Linked DNA regions of Homo sapiens: region 2 is linked to region 1. A link is a loop called in an ENCODE intact Hi-C map of the cell type or tissue named here. Cell type or tissue: heart left ventricle. All regions are shown on one strand. Each heading gives the region's core, and the rest is flanking DNA. Links, peaks and the distances in the headings are about the cores only.

The links. Peaks named below come from ENCODE experiments on the same cell type or tissue, not always from the same donor. Only the 100,000 strongest peaks of a DNase experiment are listed, where the experiment ranks them.
Region 2: a loop joins it to region 1, with 4 times the contacts of the local background. A loop is called at or near these places in 6 of 110 quality-filtered maps.

Annotation. Positions count from the first base shown.
Region 1 is chr13:35,465,181-35,475,984 of GRCh38, forward strand. It overlaps NBEA (neurobeachin), which reads left to right. Exons shown (of 59, transcript NM_001385012.1): 41 at 7,220-7,356. It overlaps MAB21L1 (mab-21 like 1), which reads right to left. Exons shown (of 1, transcript NM_005584.5): 1 at 8,609-10,804. The coding sequence ends at 9,879. Among named protein-coding and RNA genes, the nearest start is that of MAB21L1, 6.1 kb to the right of the region's middle. RefSeq lists an enhancer at 10,085-10,804. In heart left ventricle, for the core only: no CTCF peak of the experiment used is centred there; a DNase peak (open chromatin) is centred at 6,051; H3K4me3 peaks cover 2,942 bases; H3K27ac peaks cover 1,327 bases.
Region 2 is chr13:35,715,206-35,726,009 of GRCh38, forward strand. No RefSeq gene overlaps it. Among named protein-coding and RNA genes, the nearest start is that of LINC00445, 23 kb to the left of the region's middle. RefSeq lists an enhancer at 5,212-5,712. In heart left ventricle, for the core only: a CTCF peak has its summit at 5,936 (motif pointing left); a DNase peak (open chromatin) is centred at 5,907; H3K4me3 peaks cover 394 bases; H3K27ac peaks cover 1,711 bases.

The sequences.
Region 1 (10,804 bases), core at 3,412-8,411:
AAAAGATGTAATATATTAATTTAAGTGGGCTTTTACTATGACATATAAATGCAACACTGGTATATATCATTTTCTATATTCAATTCCACAAACACAGATTGCATACTATATGACAGATACTGTAATAGGTGAACAAGATAATAACCCCTGTCTTCAATTAGCTTGTGCCAAATGGGAGAAACAGACTTTTAAACACATATATTTAATATATTTTAAGTGCCATAAAGATATGGCTAGGAAACTATGGAAATATAAAGGCAAGCTACTTAATCCAACCTAGGGGTGCAAAGATTTAAATCATATCCTCTGGTTTATTCACTCCTCTAGTCTAGTAGAAATTTACTCTTCCCGATCATTAAATGATATCCCAGTGCCGTAAAAGAGTCAATACTCTTCCAGAAGGTGAAAAATGTATTCCATATGTTGAACTAAATGTAATATAACTGGAAACAGAAATCTCAGCTGGCTCACTTATTAAATCAAAAGGCAGAGCAAATTTTCACACTGAACATTGAAACTATCACTGTTGTTTAGTACTTTTTGTATTAGAAAATAACTCCGTGCTATTTTACTTATAGTATATATGCTTTGTAAGCTTTTTCTTCTAGGAAATCACACATTGCCTTTGCAGAAAATGCAGCAGTTTTTTTTTTTTCTTTTTTGGTTCCTTGTAACATAAAGAATTACCTGCTCTACAATAAATTGGTAAACATAAATAGTAGGTTAAAGTTAGAGCATATAAGAGTCTTTCTCAGTACTTTTTAAAATTATGTATTATAAATACATTAAGGTGGGATTTTAGATAATAGTGTAAAAATAGATGATCTACTATGATGAACAAATAATATGCTAAATTTCAGTATTCAGTTGCTCATATAAGAGGGCTCCATTCCTTCCATGTCTGTTTTAGACTGTGCTAAGTTGAGTTTTTCAGATGTAGGTTTACTCTCATCTCAAAACACCTAATATGTGTTCTTCATCTGTCTCATTTTATACAATAATAATCTAAGGAAACTATGATCTGTGGGGATAATTAGTTATTGTTAATCTTAGTGTTAAGGATAGATTATGCTCAAGAAGTCACCTAGCAGCATCAAGAGGCCAATTCCTGAAAACAGTGAGCTTTTGTGTAAAATTTGAGTTTATAGAATATTTATAATGGATAGTTTAGGGGAGAGTACATTGTGTCTTTGTGAATATGTTGGGGAGGAAGTAGTACTGAAGTTTAACTTCATAACCCTTAAGGCATTGTATTCTATGAGTTGTTAAAGTATTTTTATTTTATTCAAGCAAAAACATCCTGTAACTATTTCCATGCAAAAAAAGTTCAGGGCTGGAGTGCAGTGTCACTGTCATAGCTCCCTGCAGCCTTGACTTCCAGGGCTCAAGGGATCCTCCCACCTCAGCTTCCTAGGTAGCCAGGACAATAGGCATGTGCTACCAAACCCAGCTAATTTTTTAAATTTTTCATAGAGATGAGATCTCGCTATATTGCCCAGGCTGGTCTCAATCTCCTGGCCTCAAGCAGTCCTCCCGCCTCAGCCTGCCAAAGTGCTGGGATTACAAGTGTGAGCCACCATGCCCAGCCCTAAAAAAAAAGTTTGAAAATTTCAAAATACCATTGCTCTGAAATTTTATCTGGACAGCTATCAATATTATTTGTATATAAATAAAACAGTCACTATCTGTAGACTTTGCTACTATGATTTTTTTTTATTTCCTTAAGATACTTCAGTCACCTGAAACCCAGAGAACCATCCTGGATATCTAAAATTTGGGAATCTAAAATTTTTTACAGTATTTTTTCTAGAACTTCCCCCCTCCATGCACATACACAAATACCTCCATTTTTATAATGCCCAAAGCTTTCCTAGGATTCCAAAACAAAGTTACAACTTTATTATATTCTTCAGTAATTTGTTTTGAGATTAAAACATCTTATTATTTATTTCTATGGGGGAGAATGTTTTAGGGAAACTGACTGTACCATACTTAAAAATAATGAGTCTATGGCCAGGTGCGGTGGCTCAGACCTGTAATCCCAGCACTGTGGGAGGCCAAGGCGGGCGGATCACAAGGTCAGGAGTTCAAGACCAGCCTGGCCAACATGGTGAAACACCATCTCTACTAAAAATACAAAAATTAGCTGGGCATGGTGGTATGCACCTGTAATCCCAGCTCCTTGGGAGGCCGAGGCAGGAGAATCGCTTAAACCGGGAGGCGGAGCTTGCAGTGAGCCAGAGATCATGCCACTGCACTCCAGCCTGGGTGACAGAGCAAGACTCCATCTAAAAAAAATAAAAGAGTCCAAAGCAGTGACAGATATTTTAGATATGTTCAGTCACTCATGCTATGAATTATTTCCCTACAATGTATACCACTTTATAAAAATAATTGTAAAAATTTACTCCCTTATTATATTTTTGTCCTGATTTCTTTGGAATAATATTATTTTACATTGAACATAAAGAATTTCAGATTAGTTTTAGTTCTTCTAAATAATGTCAGGATTTTAAGTTTAATAATTCTACTAAGATTAGTCAATGTTTATTATCCCAAAATAACAATATTTTACATGTTCTAAAAGCAAACTGAGCATGTAGTTTCCAAGTAATTGAAGCTGAAGAAAATCCATATAGCTAATACAACTTTTAACAATATTAAACTAAGGTTAGGAAATATTCAAGTGATTCTAAAATACATTATAATTTTATGTACCCTAAATATAGTTTACCAATTGAAAGTCATCAAATACTTCTAACAATTCCAATTTTAATTAAACTCCAACTCTTTTTTTTCCATACGTAGTCTTTGCTGTGCTTTACATTGAAAGTTGTAAAGAAGCTTAGCATTACTTGGAAATTTAATAGCCATCGTTGCCTTTTAATCACTAGAATGCAGTGTACCCCCTCCTGAAAATGATTTACACCCCCCCCCCACTCCCCTCCCCTGAAAATGATTAATCCCTGCAATTGAGAAAAAGAAAAAGCAGCCTCTGACCTCTGGGAACTGGCCTGCCTATATCTAAGCCTCATTCTTTTTGAGAACTGTCCTGGAGCTCACAGCTAGGCCATGGCGTTCTCTTGTTGGACATAAACAACCTCACAGAGCACCAACTTCATACAGGGTTGTGTGATGATGATGTGAGACAAAAAACAACTTTATAATTTTGACTAAGCACAGACAAAAGCAAGATCACTGTGCATACCACAAAAATACCAGACATTCCCCTCTTTTGGCTAATATGAGTGACTGCTACATCTCTTCAATTAGAGCTTTAGCATACATACATTTAGTCTTCCTTCCCTCTAGATAAGATTGATTGAAATACTTAATCATTGAATTATTTCTGATGCCTGACAGAGCCCAATCCAGAGCAAAGCCCTGCTTTCCTGAACTCTTCCCAAAATCACTTAAGTAAAATCCAGATCCTACAATGAGTCTTTTAACACCCCTAAGTCACCCCATGGTACTTATTGTTGTCAGTTTCTCTCACTGCAATGAGTAATAAAACCCACTTGTTCAACTACAGATGTGTTCTTGGTGGTCTTTGGCAAGAAAGCATTGACACATCCAATAACTTAAAATTTGTGAATATTGGACTATTAGTTCTGTAAAAATATAAAAGAGTTTTGTGGCCGTGCACAGCGGCTCATGCCTGTAATCCCAGCATTTTGGGATGCCAAGCCAGGTGGATCAACTGAGGTTAGGAGTTCAAGACTAGTCTGGCCAACATGGTGAATCCCTGTCTCTACTAAAAATACAAAAATTAGCTGGGCACAGTGGTGCGTGCCTGTACTCCCAGCTACTCAGGAGGCTGAGGCAGGAGAATCGCTTGAGCTCGGGGGGCAGAAGTTGCAGTGAGCCAGAGATTGAGCCATTGCACTCCAGCCTGGGTGACAGAGCAAGACTCTATCTCAAAAAAAAAAAAAAAAAAAAAGAATTTTGTAAAGTTTTACCAAAATGTCAGCATATTATTAAGATTTCTGTGCTTGAAATTTTTATTTTCATCAAGATAATCTAAACCCACAAGTATTTAACATTCTACTTTTAAAATATATTTGATAAATTGTTTCTTTTTTAATATAAAATGTGTACTTTCTACTGTAGGTCCATGATGAGGTTTACCATCTCAATTGGTTAAAGATCTTACAGCTCTAAAGAGAAGTTATTATTTTAAAGATTCATTATGCTTGGGCGGTTTTTGTTCTAGTTCAGATTTTAAATTAGATAAATGGGAAGTAATACCCCTATACTTCTTTCAAAAATAGTAATGGATCAGTATTTTTTAAGCATTATATTGCCAGTTGTAAAAAGTAAATAACATTTATATTTTCCTTTTAATTACCACTTTAGATGGTGGAATTTTAAATTATTATATGCATCAATGCAATAGGAAGAGGTTTGTCTTATCCATTTGTTTAACATTTAATATCAATATTTCTATGTGTGCCGAGGACATTATAATTTATTCTTTTATTGCTATAGTAGTGATTGGGATGAATATATTTACAGTCATTCCTCAACTCACTACACCAAGCAAAGTTTAGGAGGTTAAATGTGTAGTTACTTAAGTTATCTTCTAGAACAGAATCAGCTAGATCACCATCTCACCATCATTCAGAGATGCTATTCTTTGTAAACTATTTTTATTTGGAAAGGGATCCGAGGTTTTCAAATAACCAAGTACTGTATGGAAGATGTGCTGGCTTGTGATTGTGCCTTATGTAAACATTTTAATATCGGATCCCTAAAATCCAAAGGCTCCCCCAAAGGGGATTAAAACATAATCCCCTCTCTCTATTCTGTAGTGGATTAACTCTGTATTCTCTCTGCGGCTGGTTTGCTCCCTGAAGACTACAACAAAAAGATTCAGTGCTCCTTAAACATGCTATGGAATTGGAAGTTGTAATTGGAGATTTCCAAAGGACGAGGGTAAAAATGACACACTATTAATGCTGAATATTTCATGATGGTCTTTCTTAAAGAAAGACCAGTTCGAAGCCCTTTTATAAATGCCCAGAAAATCTCCTCAACAGAAGGATATTGGAGTAAAATCCAAAGGAAGCCGTCCCCTTTCAGAAACACAGAGAAGTAGAGAAGATATGCTCCCCACGGAAAGTTCACGGATGTGTACTTAAAATTTGTAATGTATTTCAATAAATCAATGGGTATGGTTTTGATGTTTCACGATCTTTTTTTTTTCATGTTCTCAATTTGGATACGTTAAATTACTTTTTAAGAGAAAGAAGTAATTCACCATTTTTAGTGTTTTTGACCATTATTTGTCTCCAAATGCCAGAAACCTCTGTTAAACTATAAATCTTGATAGTCCTCTGTCTTTAGAATGGAGACTTTTTTGAGGTTTTTAGCAATGCCCAACAATGTACAACTTTGTTTCCAGTGTGAACCAAATCACCTTTCTCACCTTGCCCCAAGCAAGAGTAAACCGCATAGATTTCTTCAGAGAGAAGATAGGAAAAGTGGCATCCAAGGGAGCGTCCTGGTTGCTTAAGGGTTAAGGGAGCGGTTCGAACCGGCCCGAGCGTTGGGGGATTCGGAGGAGGGCGCGGGAGGCAGGAGGCGCCGCCAAGCGCGCGCACAGACCCTCCAATAAACACAAAGGAGGGCCTGGGGAATAGAAACCCAAATCCACTTGTAATCGTACAAGAGATTCGGGCGTAATTACTTGAGCAATCTAGATTAAGATTGATGATCCTTTAAAGTGGTGCTTCAGATCGACTGCCTCTCCCTTTCCAAAGAAAAACCTTGTGCAACCGAGGTGGACCCCGACTCGGCTGGGCAGAGGCCGAGGCCCAGAGTCCGCGAGCCCCGGGGGCTCATCGGGGGATCGAGAGCAGTGAAATGAAAGACAGGGCTGTGCGTGGGTCTGGCCCGGGCAGTCCCGACAGGGCTGAAAGCTGACACTGTCACAGTTTGCTCCTTAGCCACCCCCTTGTAATCGCGACAGAAGCCAGCCCAGCCCTCTGTGTTCCCGCAGCCTCGGGAACGGCCCGGCATTGTGCAGGACGGTCGCAGATTGGGTGTGTGCTGCGCCAGGGAAAGCCAACTTGGCCGCCTCTCCCGAGCCCGGCCCGGCGGGGGCCGAGGGCGGTGTCGGCGCGAGGGCTCTCCGCCCGGAGGGCCGAGGCCTAGCGGCCGCGGGGAACCTAACTTTTTATTGCCTTTCTCCGACTGTTATTGTGACGCATCTGACTGTATGCATTTGAGAGAAGTGGAAGGGATTATGATGCGCCCTTGCTACCTACAAATGAATAGTTACATCCGATCCCCACGTTATGTATAACGTTATATCGTGTTTCGAATCCAGGATTGCGAAGAATGGCTCCCTTTGGGGAGACTTTACAGAAAACATTTAGGTAATATCCCATTTGAATTCATATTCCATACGCGTAATTCGTGATTTTCAACCTTAACAGATTGAGGGAATTCGAAGCAAGCACCCTGGCAGGCACTTCTAGTGAAGCTGTTTCTGTAGTTTCAAAAGTTGAGAAGTAGCACTTTCGCACGGTTTTTTGAGAACCGTTTTGTTCAAGCGTCTTACATTTTCATCACTTTTGATATATTCTCTGTAAGAAAATGACTAAGATTTTCGTTCTTTTCTACGTAAGAACTTTATGTAATGTCCGTATGCACGCGTATGTATGTGTGTGTAGCGCGCCTTAGGAGACCGATATTAGATTAATCTTCCTGCAAGAGGCAAACCGCTCTGAACAGCGGAATTTATCATTTAGATCCTTGCCCCCTTCTCGTCCTCTCGCCTCTCCTTGGGGAGCGCCGCTGCTGAGTGGAACGGCTTCGCGCGATGGCTGGTCTTGGGGGCAGTGCTGACTGCCTAGGGTCTCTGGAAAAGCCAGTGATACTCAATGGAGAATTGGGGCATTTGTCCGTTCTGCACTTTTAAGTAAGTTAATGGCAGCCCCTTACCAACCATGTAGGATTTCTAGGTGGAAATTGAGCGTTATTCGGTATCCTGACCTCCTGGGTTTTCATACCATTTTTTCTCTCTAGTCTCGTTATAAGGTAATGTATAAAAGCTAAGTAGTCCTTATCTTACGTGAAAAAAGAGTTTGCCGCATAATACAGGCACCATTTTTTCTAGTGCATCCTTACCAATAAAAACCTCTGGTACCTTTCTGGGAGGGAGCAGGAAGGGCCACAGGGGCTCAGCCTGACTCCCCTTGTCCTTGCCTTGCAGGCCCAGTGGTTCTCAGCACCCCTGCCCAGCTCATCGCTCCCGTGGTGGTGGCCAAGGGGACTCTCTCCATCACCACGACAGAAATCTACTTCGAGGTAGATGAGGATGATTCTGCCTTCAAGAAGATCGACACGAAAGTGAGTTAAAGCGATTCCATGTACAGTATTGGTGGCTTTGTGGCAGGAAGTGGTTTTCAATTTTGTTTGGTTTTACCTGACAGTGGAGGAGGGGAGCACATTCTCCTCTTTCTCATAGAAAATAAAATGAATGAAATAGCATGTTCTCTTTATGGAATTGAAGAATATATTAATGAATTTAAATCCTGTATTACCAGAGCATGCACATTTTAACAGTCTTTCTATGAGTGCCTTTGTTTGCATTTGGGCAGATTTGGTAGTTAAGCCAATTGCTTCCAAGTCCCTGGGGCCCAGAATCTCAGGCTCTGAGGCTGACTTTGAAAGGTCTTGAGAAATTTCTTATTAAGATCACTTTTAATTTTCAAAACTTTATATTGTAATGTGATTATTGAAAAGTTATAAGGAAACTGGGGGGAGAGCATTTAGATATAAATTAATCTCCATTAGTACACCCATTTTGTCCATCTCCTGAAATAAGAATGGGTTTTATATGTGGATTTAAGAGAAAAGCAACTGATTCTCTGAGCTTTGATTTTAAATATATATGCTAGCACTCAGATGTTTAAATATTGTATTCTTTGGATATAATGCCAGAAAATACAAATTTGGACCATTTAAATGCATATTTATTAAATGTTATTGTGTAGATTTTAAACACCAGAGTATTAGAGTAGCTCTTTCTCAGCATTTTCTGAGATCTGTTCTAATGTTTTAACTTTCATGTTACTGTGCAATTTGCAAACTTCTATTCTGGGGTTAAGAATTCAACAGCATGAAGTGTCATGCTAGAAATTCTAGCATCATTTTGCAAAGATCTTCCTTTATTTTCAGAGGCAGTTATTCTAAAATAGTCAAAGACAAATGCTCCCACAGATCCAGAACTTTATTGTTTTTAATTTAGATATTGAAATAAAATGTTATAAAATAGTATTTGTAGACTAGAGCTGAAATCCAAAAATTTACCATCACCTGAATTAACTAACTTAAGGCCCATAGGTGATCAGCCTTTTCAGCACTTGTTGACTACTAAACTCTTCCAAAGGAGAGCCATGGGACTTCTTTTACTTCTAGCTGCAAATGTAGTTTTTAAAATGAGCTTGAATGCACTGTATTTTATTTTAAAATAACTTAAATTTTGTGTTCATCCTTTTATTAGCTTGCCCTATGAAGTCAAAAAGAAATGTTGAATTTCTAATGAATTTATTCTGCTAATGGAACCCTTATTACATAAAATAAGGTTTGACATAAAATATATTGGTCAGAAAGGATCGTTTTATTAGTTTTCATACATAATTTTCGAAGTTTCATTATGACTTTGTTAAGTTCATTTCCTCTGAATTAGTCAGATTTTTAACTCAGTCATCTCTACTGTCATGATAGACTTTTTTTCTTATATTATCAAAAATGCTACAAGAAGAGCAAGCTTTCAAAGGTAGATTTAAATTGTTTCTGTTGTAGAAAGGAATTGTCTTACAAGTAAGTTAGAGACTGAGAGTAGATTGTTATCTTATGGACCTATACAGAAAGAGCTTTTCTCCAATGTTTTATTTTTAAGGATTTCATTAGCATATTTCTCAAAATATTTAAGATATTCAAGTGGGTTTGATTTTCAAAATGCATCATTACATCTTGTGATAGGAAACAATTTAAAGTGAGACACAACAACTTTTATTTTACTTCATTTATTACCATCTAATTAAATAAAAACCAGCAACAAATTAAAATCTAAATCACAAAAGTAATTATCCAGTGTATTTCAAGTGCATTTTTCAAATATATAATTCAGATATTCAAGCGTTATTATATAAGCTGAATTCAAATTTCTTTGAATATATTTAAATAACATTTCAAGTATATTTATGGAATGTTAGAAATAGAACAAGCAATATTTGAAACAAAATGTAAACTTTTTAAAGTTCAGACACTTTCAAAGACAGATAAAAGTACCAGGAAGAAATCTACCTTTAAATGATATCTTTGTTAGTGGAAAATGTCTGGAAGTATCCAGAATGGCAATTTAAGTTCTGTTCACCAAATCACAAAACACCAACATCCACACTTTCAAAGACAATGTGAGATCACAATATTTGTTACAAATCAAAATATACATTACAGTTTCTTTCAGATGGCATATCCAAATCGTGTTTACTCACAGACAGATGCACCTAAATCACCAGGATTGCTATAATCCTTTGATAGTTAGGCAGAGTGTTCGTCTCGGTCTGGCGTTACAGCTGGGCTGTTTACGGAGTGTTACGGTGTACTTTTCAAGGGAGATAGGAAATCGTGTGGAAAGAAGTCTTCTAATACTAGTGGCTTTGGGTTTTTCTCCATCCGCTTCCCCTACTTTTTCTCCCCTTGTGGGGGTGGGTGAGATGATGTTTAAATATTGTATTATTATTCCTTTTTAAAGGAAGAGATTGTTTGCACTGCGGAGTGGAATATTAGGAATTGAACAGAAGTTTACACTTAATAAGGACTTTGAGAAGGGTAATAATTTCGGCTCTTGATTAAATCATCCTCTAAAGTTTTTCCAAACTTTTCGGGTTGGTCAGGATCTCTCTTGCCAGTCGCCACGTTTGTTTGGCAGCGTTTTCCAGAGCTGAGTGAGGTTTGCCTTGAAACAGATCTAAGTTCGGTAGAAAGTAGTGGGGACACCGCCGGCACTGCAGGCAGGAGATAAGTTGCAGCAAAATCCCGTTCAGCCGATCACCCAGGCAAGACTCGTCCCAGTCCGACTCTCGGGGATGCTTTTCACACTCGTAGGAAACCAGAGTCTTCATATGGTAATTGTTCAAGGGCTGGCCCGGCAGTTCAAGGTGACGATCCCTTAAGGTTTTGAGGATGGAGAGGCACTTCTTTCTGCAGCCCCCCATCTGCAGTCTGTTCTCTGCCTCCGCGAACTGCAGCACCCAGGCGTCGCTCTCCGCCGAGCTCTGCTTGCCGGCCAAGGAGTGGCACTCCTTGGACAAGAGATTGAAACCTTCCGCCTTGACCTCCGCCACCCGGTTGGGTCCCGGCCAGGGGATGTGGGGAAGTGGCCAGTGGGCAGCACTCCTCGGCCAGATCCCGGTGCATTTAAAGGCCGGCGTGATCTGCACCACGTACCTATCTCGGATTCTCAGTTTCACTTCGCTGGTGTCTGCCACCATCTTTACCACATCCCGGTAGCTACATTTGTCTACCGCTTGAGCCACCAGCGTCTGAAACCTGGACCGGATTTTGCGCGCCGAGAGGTAGCCGGAGGCGGTAATGAATTCCACCCAGAGGGACATGCTCCTCTTGCGCCCGTCGCTCAACTTCAGCACCGCGCAGCCGGGCAGTGAGCCATCGTCCACGAAGTTGAACACCCCCATTTGGTTGAGATAAAGCACCACTTCAAATTCGGTGGGGGAGATGACCTCGAGGCCCTCGTAGCGATTGTCCATCTCGTTGAGAGAGCTGATGA
Region 2 (10,804 bases), core at 3,708-8,707, 250 kb after region 1:
TAGCAACTGAATTAGCATCCAGGCCTGCTTAATTAATAAAATGAACCCTGCGTACATCTGCAATCCTTCCAAACAATTTCAGCATTTCTCTCATTTCTACATGGAATTCAGCCTGTTAGCACAAAAAACCATGGTGCACCAAATGCTTGTTTTATCCTTTGAGAGAAAAATTCTTTAAAATACAGGTTGTTTCGGCTGAGACCTTTCAGGAGTTTCTTCTTCTGAACTGTGCTCACTCTGCCTGGTATCTGGGAAACCCCAGGCCTAGCACAAAATAGAGGCCTAATATTTGCTGAATAAACTGTGACCTTGGGTCTGTTGCTTAATCTCTCCCCGAGCCTTAATTTTGCCATCTTTAAATAAAGAGAATAATACCACTCCTGTAGGACTGAAGTGAAGATAGACACAATATATGTAAAACATGCAATACATTGTAACTGTGAAGACATTTAGCACTTTACATGTCAAAAACCACTGAAAAGGAATAGAGACCTGCCTGTTCATCCCAGACCTGCCACCAAATTGTTGGTTGACCTTCAGAACATCCCCAATCTTTCTATCTTGTTGTAGAGACACTGACACCGGTGACTTCAGGATTTTTCTCTAACATTACATGAGATTATCCAGGTTGAAAAGTAGGAATTGTTATTCAATTTCTATAGCTCTGGGATCAGTGTGCTTCCTCCATAGTTAAACTTTTCTTGCTCTGGGAACTGACCCTTTTTAGCTATCAAATTGATCCATGTTTTTGTAAGAGCTCACCTTGGTCCATCTATACATTTCATCTCCACCTGAGTCCAGCGCCAGCACGCCAAGCCCTGCCGGGGTCTCACAGCCCCCCTGAGAAACACAAACATGCCCATGTTCATAAATAAACACTGTTGTCCTTCTTGTTTTTTTTTTTTTCCTAGGAATTGCTACACACGAGTTCCCTTTTCTGCACCTCAGTCTGTGGAGGCAGGGCTGTATTTATTTATTTATTTTGCTCGTCCATTCTCCTTGAAGGCTATTTCCCTCTCGTCATCTTTTGGAGCTGTCACCCTTTGTAGATCATTCTTATTAAGCATTAACTTGGTGAATGGATGAGCATCACTTGGGAACAGCTCTGGGATATTACAAAACATAAAGCAGTCAGTGCAAACATCTGCAAAATTTGGCAATCCACTGTGGTTTCAATGAGCTAGGGGCCAAGTCCTTGACAGGCCTTGAGGTCCTTAGAGAACACTGCACAGGAAAGATTTATTTGCGGAAAGGGTGAGAAATGTCACTTTGCACTTCAGGTATGAGGTGGAGGTGGTCAGCGTTTGCAAGCATGAGTCACTGTCTAATCTTAGCCTTCATGGGTGTTGGCTAAGCTGCCCTCACCCCATTCCAACAAGTCCTTGTAATGGCTTTGAAAGAAGCTTAAAATCCAGGATCACTTCTGGAAGGAGATTTGAGGAGCAGGTGCCATCTCTGGGCCGGGCTCCCTAAATCTCTGGGTTCCAGAGCTTGTCCTCCCACCACCTGGGTGCTAACAGGAGCTTGCATCCCACTCTGCACAATCGAGTGTCTCTGAGGCCAACCAACGCTCTGGGCCCCAGCTTCGGCACCCCTTCTGAGGCGACTGGCCAGCTTGGGCTGTCGAAGGTGGGAGGCCCTGACGTACACCACCAGCCCGCTTCCCCAGCCAGCAGCCACCGAGGCCTCCTGTGCCCACTGACGAGCAGTGACATTTCAGCGAGTGAGCCGGCTGAGCCTCCTCCTGGAGTCCCCAGCAGTGCCACGGACACTCGCCTGTTTACAGAGCATGACTTTGCTTCTTGCTGCCTCACATCCTCGTTCAGCGCAGGGAGAGCAAGCAGGCCCCTTTCCCAGCAATTCCTGGATTCTCCACAGAAACTCCACAGTGATGCTGCTTGGGTTTCATGAAGGGGATGCTGGTATTTGGACCTTTCTTCTTTCCCTGGGCTTTTAAGGCAATGTCTCATGCTTCTAAGATCATTTTCCTCTGAAGGTTGGACCTTGAGATATTGGATCCCCATTTATGATCATGGATAAAACATTCCCTCCAGTTTCGGAGTATGTACTTCAGAGCTGAGGAATGTTTTCTGTACTTTATAAAATCCCATATGCGTTGAATAGCTAATATTTAGCCATCACTACAGGGCCACATGGTGACTTTCCCGGGATCTAGGCAATTTTGCTTTCATGGGCTCCTTCCTCTGTTCATTAAATAAATACATATTTGTATTTGTAAGGGGTGCCAGTGCAATTTTTTTACATGGATATATTGCCATAGTAGTGAAGTCTGGACTCGGTACATCTATCACATCAGTACATTGTACCCATTCAATAGATATTGTTTTTATGACTGTGTTGATATAAGACAAATATAATTCATGGTGGGTTTATTATTATTATTGTATTATATTCATCATTTTCTTCTGATTTTAATGGAAAATAAAAAACACTTTTTGTTTTGTTTTTGTTTCTTTTGAGACGGAGTCTTGCTCTGTCGCACAGGCTGGAGTGCAGTGGTGCAATCTCGGCTCACTGCAAGCTCTGCCTCCTGGGTTGAAGAGATTCTCCTGCTTCAGCCTCCCGAGTAGCTGGGACTACAGGCATGTGCCACCACACCTGGTTAATTTTTGTATGTAAAATAGAAAACACTTTTGGGGGCCCTAAAATTGTCGTGGGTCCTGGGCACTTTTTCCACTGAGTCTGTGGGGTGAGTCAGCCCCTCGTAGAGGCTGCCCGTATTCTTGGATTTGGTCTTGCAGCCTCACCAGGAGCCCAGAGGTTCTCAGTACCTGCACTGCAGCACCAAGCTGGTTGCAGTTTTCTATTCCAATTAGCAATGTCCCATGGCTTGGGTTCGTGTCTGGTTTATCTTTGAATCCCATCCTCACTTCTATACCTTCTGTAGATATTCAACAAAAGTTTATGGAATTAAACTGAAGTTCTAAGATAAAATTTCACAGCCACATCCCAGGAAGGTTTGGGGAGTCAGCTAATGACACTAACTAGGGACCACACGCACACAGTGCCGTGAGATCATCCAGAAGACAAATGATGGTGCTGGTTCCTTCACAACCACGTGGTGGAGACACACCAGGGGAAAAGCCTTCTGCTTAGGCCACGGATCTGGAGCCATCAGCCTTTCCTTGACCCCCAACTGCAAGTTCCTCCATCTTTGTTTTTCGTTTTTTGCTTGTGAATTAAGGTGATAATAATAACAGCAACCTTGTTAAAAAGAGGATGGATGTGAAGATATTAGGACACCACATGGGACACAGGGAATATTCAAGATGTTCGTTCACTATTTTCAGTAGTATAATCTTGTCCTGTATCCGTGTTGAATTATCACCTACATCTTAATGGCTATATTTCCAGAAATTTCTGCAATCAGCTAATATAGTGTGTGTTCAAAATCGAACTCCTTTTCTTATATTGAAACACATAAGGTGTGTCCTTTTCGCCCATGCTGTAAGCTGTTTGAGGACTGAGGCTTTGCCTCTTGTTTTTGTTCTCTCAGAGCCTAGTAAATTCCATTTATGGGGGCAGGTGTGACACAGATACACCGTGAGGCTCCCAAGGGACTGTAGCCTGAAGGATGTTACGTGGTGGATTTAACCACAGAAGTGAAGTGGTGTTTGGGCTTGTGGCTGATGGGTTTAGCTCAAAATTCTATGGATAGAGGCTTTCCCACCAAGCTATAGCATATCTACCCCTTTGCTGCCTCAGGGACTTGCCGTAAAGAGAGACAGGCGCAGGCTGGGGCAGCGGATGTAAATCTGGAAGCATACTTTCTGCAGCACCTATTGGAGCCACACACAAACTGTTCTATGAGCAAACTTGGAACTTCTGCAGAAATAAAAACTATGGACATCTTGATATGGTAGAATAACATTTTTGAGATTTTATTGGAAATAGTATTAACCGGTTTTGAAAATCTCTCCTGGTAAATCTTCCTTCTTTTCTCTCACCTGCTCTGCTTTGCCTCAGGGTGAGACAGCGCAGTTGTGAAAATCTAGAAGGCAGAGGGGAGCTGCCTCTACCTTGGCTTCCCGAAGCCTCGACCCACTAAGCTATCGTCAGGTGCCTCCAAGGCAAACCAGAAAGTACAGGAAGTTTCTCTCAGGGAAAAACCTCAAGAATGGAAAAGAACTTCCTCCACTGGTGTCTAGAAAAAACATGCTCCTCAAGACTGGGAATTAAATCCCAGGGAAGCTGGCTGAGGGGGATCCTGAACATTTTCCTGGACAGAGTCCTGAGAAGTCAAGACCCCAGAGAGGGTTTGCAGGTGGTGCTGAGCCTCATGGGAGCAGCAGAAAGAACGTCACCTCTGCATCTCAGCGCAGGGCAAAGAGAGCCTCATGCCTGTGGACAGGCTCAGCAGATGCCCCGGGGGGGGCCTCCATGGACACAGGACTCAGGGACCACATTTCCTCCAACCTCCTTGCCACAACACTAGTCAAGTTCCTGCAGTTACAACATCACCCTGGGAAAAATGGGGATTGGAATCCCTGGTTAAATGGAAAATGTGTGTCTTTCACTCAGGTAGAGTAGCACCTTGAAACAGAAATTAACTTACAGAAAAAAATGGGAAAAGTCCTATTTCTAACACTATGGAATTTGTGGTTGACACTCATTTTGGCCACAATAACGAAGACCCATGCCAAAGATGTGAGCCCCAGCAGAGACAAGCCTTCCGGATGGCCAATGGCCTGGGACCGGAAGAGGACATAGTATCTCCACGGATGACAGAAGAGTCCTTTTGATCACACTGCCTGAGTCTCTTGTGAACAAGAATAAGAACTTGCAAAAACTCCTATAGTAAATGATAGAGATGTACTTCTCTTTCCAAAGTACCAATCATTTCAAACAAATTCTCTTGGCAGCTTGATAAAGATTTGAGTTAAAGAAGCCCTCCAAGATTGCTTTATCTATAACAGTCAGGACTGGGTGAACGCTACCTGGCTACTACAGTCAAGATTTTGGGGCCCAATGTAGGTACAACCAAATGAGCAGTCTCTCTATGTGATGAAGAATGCTGCACCAGTCTGGCTTATTTCTGATTCATTTTGTTGCTGGGCACATACCAGGTGCTGAGTAAATACCCACTGAATGAATGAATGAATGAAGCCTTCTTGATTGCCCTGGGCCAATGAAGTCTGAGCCTCTCTGGAGCCCTTTGTTGCTCTGGGGCAGTAGAACTGCTTCTCGATTGGCAGGGCCTCATGCAGCCAAGCTACTGTTGATGATTCTGGCCCAGGTATACTCAGACGTTACAGAGGACTGGCTGGATGACGTCCTTCTGGGCTGAGTCAGACAGTGCCTCATTTTATAAATGACTGGAGTACAGGTATATTCCCAGCACAATGCCTGGCTCATGTTAGGCGCTAAACAAATCTTTGATGAATTAAATGGTCATGTGCTAAAATCATGCCAGATGAACCTGATGGCTGAATGAATGAATGAATGAATGCAGAAAAAACTTCGCATCCGTCAAGGGGCAGTAGGTTGGCAATCTCTGATCTGGGCTACTTTTCACAAGGTGCTTACATTTTTAAAAACTCCCATTTCTGAAGTTTTTGAATTTCCAGTGGGAAACTCTATGTCAAGCAAGCCAGCGTGGCTAGGACTCCCAGGTGCTCAGGCCAGAGCACAGGCTGGTTCCCCGGCGCGGGGCAGTCCTCTGCTCCACAACGCACTAAGGTGCAAAAAGTGGGATGGTGAGGAGATGGGAGGAGTCTCTGATTATGCTCAAGAGATGCCTGAGGGTCGGAGAAGAATCCTGGAGCTCAGCAAACAAAATGCAGCCTAGCAGATAATGCAGGCTGAGTTGGCTGCTCCTTCAAGTTCGCTGGGGGGCTGGAAGAGGGATCCCGTTGGTCTTCCGGTCCAGTCCCTGGGGACTGGGATGATGCACGGGTGCCCTCTGGTGGTCTTCTCACCAAACTGCAGGCTCTGAATGCACGGGGGTCTCTGGCTGGGGAGTGGCCTGTCCACCCAGAGGACCAGCATCACCTGTTAGGGAAAGAAAAGAATCAATCAGGGGCAGAGGAGCCAGAGCGCCTTAATTAAGTGCCTGACATTGTGGAATGTCTTCTTAGTAAGCCTATGCCCGGTTAGTCTATGTGGATTGATTTTGTGATTACATCTTGAAGTCCGGCCGCCAGGAGCCTTGATAAAATCTTTACATCTACATTAATCAGGAAAACCAGGTAGACCCCTCGGAGTACTTTCCAGATGTGTCCGGCAGATGAAGGCCTCCACGAAGATCAGTGTTCTCGGGGTCGTCATGAATTGTCAGATCCAGTAGCCAAAAGGGGCTGAGCAGCAAGAGTGGGGGAAGGAGATCAGGGGTGGGGCTGGCATGGACATTTGGAGACCTTGCTGAGAACCCAGCAAAGCCAGGCTCTGTGGAGGGGCCACAGGCCTTCATCCCTGAGCTTTCAGCAGAGGGACACCCCCTCTCTCGAGAGTGGAGAGATGGGGTCCACACGCAGGCCACTGCCAGCTGACACTGAAGAATCTTCAGGATTCTCCCAGAGAACTGGGAATTATTTCACATATTAGAACTTATCCTTAGGGGGAAAACCAAGGCTCTTTTCATCCCCATATGCAGACAAATCATCCCATGAAGTAATACGTCTTTTAAACATGTATGTACCAGGTTATGTGTTAACATGATATATTTAACCAAAGGGATGTTAGAAAGCAGGGAATTGCATGGTTCACAGGTGGATAAGACATGTAGGTAGATGATGTCTCTCACCAAAAACCACTTGGATTCAGGATAATAATGATAACCAAGAGTGGTGGCCTATAGTCCCAGCTACTCGGGAGGCTGAGGTAGGAGGATCTCTTCAGCCCAGAAGTTCAAAACCAGCTGAGCAACATAGACAGACCATATCTTGGAAAGGAAAAAAAAATACACACAACAACAACAACAAAAAAAAAAAAACCCAAAAACGATTTCATATATTGGGTCCTCTTCAAGAATCTGGAGAAGGAAACACTTAATCCAGAGCCCAAACGATCATAGAGTTTGAACTGTTTCATCATAAAATTACAGCTTATGCCCCTATGGGTTCTTTTGTTTGTGCCTCTACAAGTGACTAAAACAGCCGTTTAAATATTGTGGATGCTTATTTTTGCAAAGGCAAAAAGCATGGGTTAAGCATGCTCCACTTACAATAATCACTCACCCATTCAACGGGTGACAAAGCTGAGGCTCTTAGGATGTGGCTGTGTGTTTCACGATAACTGCAATGAGGAAGGACAAAGCGAATCTAGCGTCCCTACATCCTTTCACAGGGAGAATGCTTCGCTGGTGCCCCCTGAATGCACAGCCACAGCAAGCACACTTTCTTCTGGCTTCTTGGAAAAGACAGGCCGCGAGAAGTGATTTCTGAGAAAAGCAATACCCCTCAATGAAAAACTGGTCATAAAACATAAAAGAGGAACTGCCCTCCTCTCACCAACAGTAATGTGCCTTCTACTGTATCCTGCCTTCTAAAGGCTTCAAATGGTAAAAGAGCCGAATTTGAAACATTTGCTGCATTGAGGCAAAATTGAGCTTAGCCAGGATCTTTATGGCTCTTATAAATATTTATACTTAATAACATCTGGGCCTGAGCTTTAGTTTCTAAGCTCACATTTGCTCAACAAGTCTGGTTGTGTGTGTGTGTGTGTGCCTGCGTGTGTGTGTGTGTAAATGAGAAATGAGTTTCAGGAGGATATCTTTAGTTTGGTATTTTTGTTTTTATATTCGTTTCTCTTAGCATATCTTATAAGAGCCAAGCTAGGGTTGGTTTGATTTATTCATTTTACTACTAATCAAAAGGCACGAAGTGAAGGAGGATGGGAAAAAAGGGCGAATGGAAGGTGGGAGCTCTCTTAGGACCAGCTCACACAGCTGAGAGTTGCGCAAGTATCTGCAAATGTCAGGCCCCCAAATCTACTTTTGCCTGAATTCTATGATTGGCTGTCCCAGAGGTCCTGAATTTCCTCTAAATAATTGCATAATGTTCTCACTTTGTTTTAGCTAAGATGACTTAGTCATGAGAATCAAACAAATGTTGTCGAGTTCTTCATGTTTTCCAAAAGCTTTTCAAGGACTTGATTTATTATTTTTGAGTAGGTCAAGATCAGCCACGTTTGCATAGCCAGAGAGCAATTATGTCTTTTGAACTTAAAGGACAAATATGAGTGAATGCAAATGAAGTCAGCCCTCAATTTTCTGCACTAGGAAAAGCAAGACGATTCAAAAAATCAGTGGTATTTGGTTTGGAAATGGGTTTGTGCTTTTAATCAAATCCAGTACTTTTTAATTTTGTGGAATTCACTTTCAGGAAGGAAAGGAACCTTGCTTTGAAGGACTGACTTGGAGCTTGGAAGCGCTTTTCTTCTCTCCTCTTCTCTTGTTTCTCAATGAACAAGAAGAAGGGGAGAAGAAGGCTTCCTTGCCAGCTTCAAAGGTTTTAGGGAAAGCTGTACTGCCCTTGTAAATACCTCTGCCGCAAAAACAGCAGTACAATTCATTTTGCAAGGGGCTCCCCAGCAAGGATGAACGTTGCAGAAAAAGCAAGTGAATACTAGAAGATCCATATGTCAGTAAAGCAAGGAATTAAAATGTTAGTGTTTCCTGCAGAAAGAGTGAGCTGTCAACTTGGAAAATAATTAAATGGTAAGTGCTGTCAAAGAATTTGAAAGATTTGCCTGAGGTAAACCAAAATGCAGACAACTGATGCATAGGATAACACAGCAGATACACACGGCTAGATGCCAGGGAGGATATTTTGACATAGACAAGGGAAGTGACTAGTTCAAGGTCACTTGGGAGTTAAATTCCGCAGCTTATCTCCCTGTGACTGTAGTCCCCTGGCCGCCAGTACTTACGTTCCGTTGCCTTGTATTGTTGCATAAGCACTTAGCTTTGTTTTCTGTTCATCAGTGCAAGTGTGATGCTACCAATTCCATTCTTAGCACCAGACTTTTCTGACTCTAAGCTCCCTCTGGGTGTCAACATCGTCTCCCTTGAAAGCAGAGATAAGCCTACACTGTGTTATTAGAAGCAAAGGGTTTGAGAAAATGTTTTTTCCCCACCCTCAGCTCATCCTCCAACATGTGATTGAAAGTGAGAGTGAAACAGAAGATAAATGTCCTCCTCCTTGACTTGGAAGTTGGTTTTTGTCCAAAGGTAGAAGTCTTTGGAGTGAGATAGCAGGTAGAATTACACCTCATTTTCCTAACGATACAGGCACTATAATAACCTTGGAAAAGTAATCCTCAACACGATACCCATAGGAGTATTTCTAATAAGTAATTTGAAATCATATAACATTCCTGCTGTGGTGCAGTGCAAGGGAACCATGAGGAGATTAGATTTATTTTCTCATGTTTTTCCAAATGAGGCCGAGAGGCAGGAAGAGGGGCATCGCCTACTTAATACTAATACTCTGACATTGTGTGACTATGTTCTTAGGCCCAGATCCAAATGGTGCTCTGGCTGAGAGAAACCAAAGCTGAAAGCTGAGAACCATCAATCTCCGAAGCTGAGCTTTTTCAGATGCTTTCTGAAAACTGAGTATGCACATGATGGCTGGTGCATCCTGCGATTTCTAAAGGCTGGGGACTCTGGGAATGCACTGATGAAAAGCAATCCCAAAAGGAATCGACAAAACCGAGTCTTTGAAACAGAGACTCAGATTTCAGGGGTAAAACAAATGATTGTGTTTAATATAGAAGAAAGCAAATGCTACTTTAATTTGTTAGTTTCACAAAAATTCATTATGCCAGAAGGAGAAGGGGATAGAAAAGATTTCTAGTCTAGCATTTTAAGTATAACAAAAATAAAATTTGTGAAATATGAGTACGAAGTATCAGGTGGAGGAAAGAGTTACATGAACAGTTTTCACCTTTAAGTCTTGACGATTCTGTTAGGCATGCTCACTTAGAACCATAGCTACCATTTTGGGGCACTTACTGGAGATCAGACACTAAATTAAGTATGTACCTGATGAGCATTATCTTGATTGATCCTGATGACAATCCTGAGAGGCAGGAGCGAGTATTCCCATTTTCCAAATAGGAAAATTGAGATTCAAAGAGGTAATTAATTTTCCCCAAGATCATGCAGTTTGTCTTCGGAGTAGCTAGGATTCAAACCCAGACTCGGGAGCCATCAGTAGGCTGCCTGCATCCCAGAATGCATCACTTTAGTAGTTCAAGGCCCCTCCTCCACCAAAAAAAAGAAGCTAATTGTGGAACCAGAGCTTAATTCAGACCCAGGGGAAAGTTTGGGCCCTCTTAAAACTAAGATGACTGGGTGTGGTGGCTCATGCCTATAATCCCAGCACTTTGAGGGGCTGAGGCTGGACGGGGGGATTGCTTGAAGCCAAGAGTTCTAGAACAGCCGGGGCAACATAGCAAGACCCTTCTCTACAAAAAAAAAAAAAAGAAAAGAAAGAAAGAAAGAGAAAAGAAAAAGAAGAAAGAAAGAAAGAGAAAGAAAGAAAGAAAGAAACCTAAGGTAACCAGCCACCTGGGAGCCCTGTTCTAATAATATAGGTTACTGAAGAGCAGGACTCTACAGATTTACCAAAACCAATATTTTAAGGATATTGTCAGAATTTGATGAGAAGAAAAGACAAGGCTTGTGGTCACTCTGAATAATCCCCAGAACATAAACCAGAAAAGGCAAGGAAGAGATGTTCACACCGGATTGAACTTGGGCTGAGAAAGCAACAGAAGCAAGGTCTGTAATTGGGAGCAATGGGTTCACTTTGAGAGAGCAAAGAGGAGCGCTTCTGAG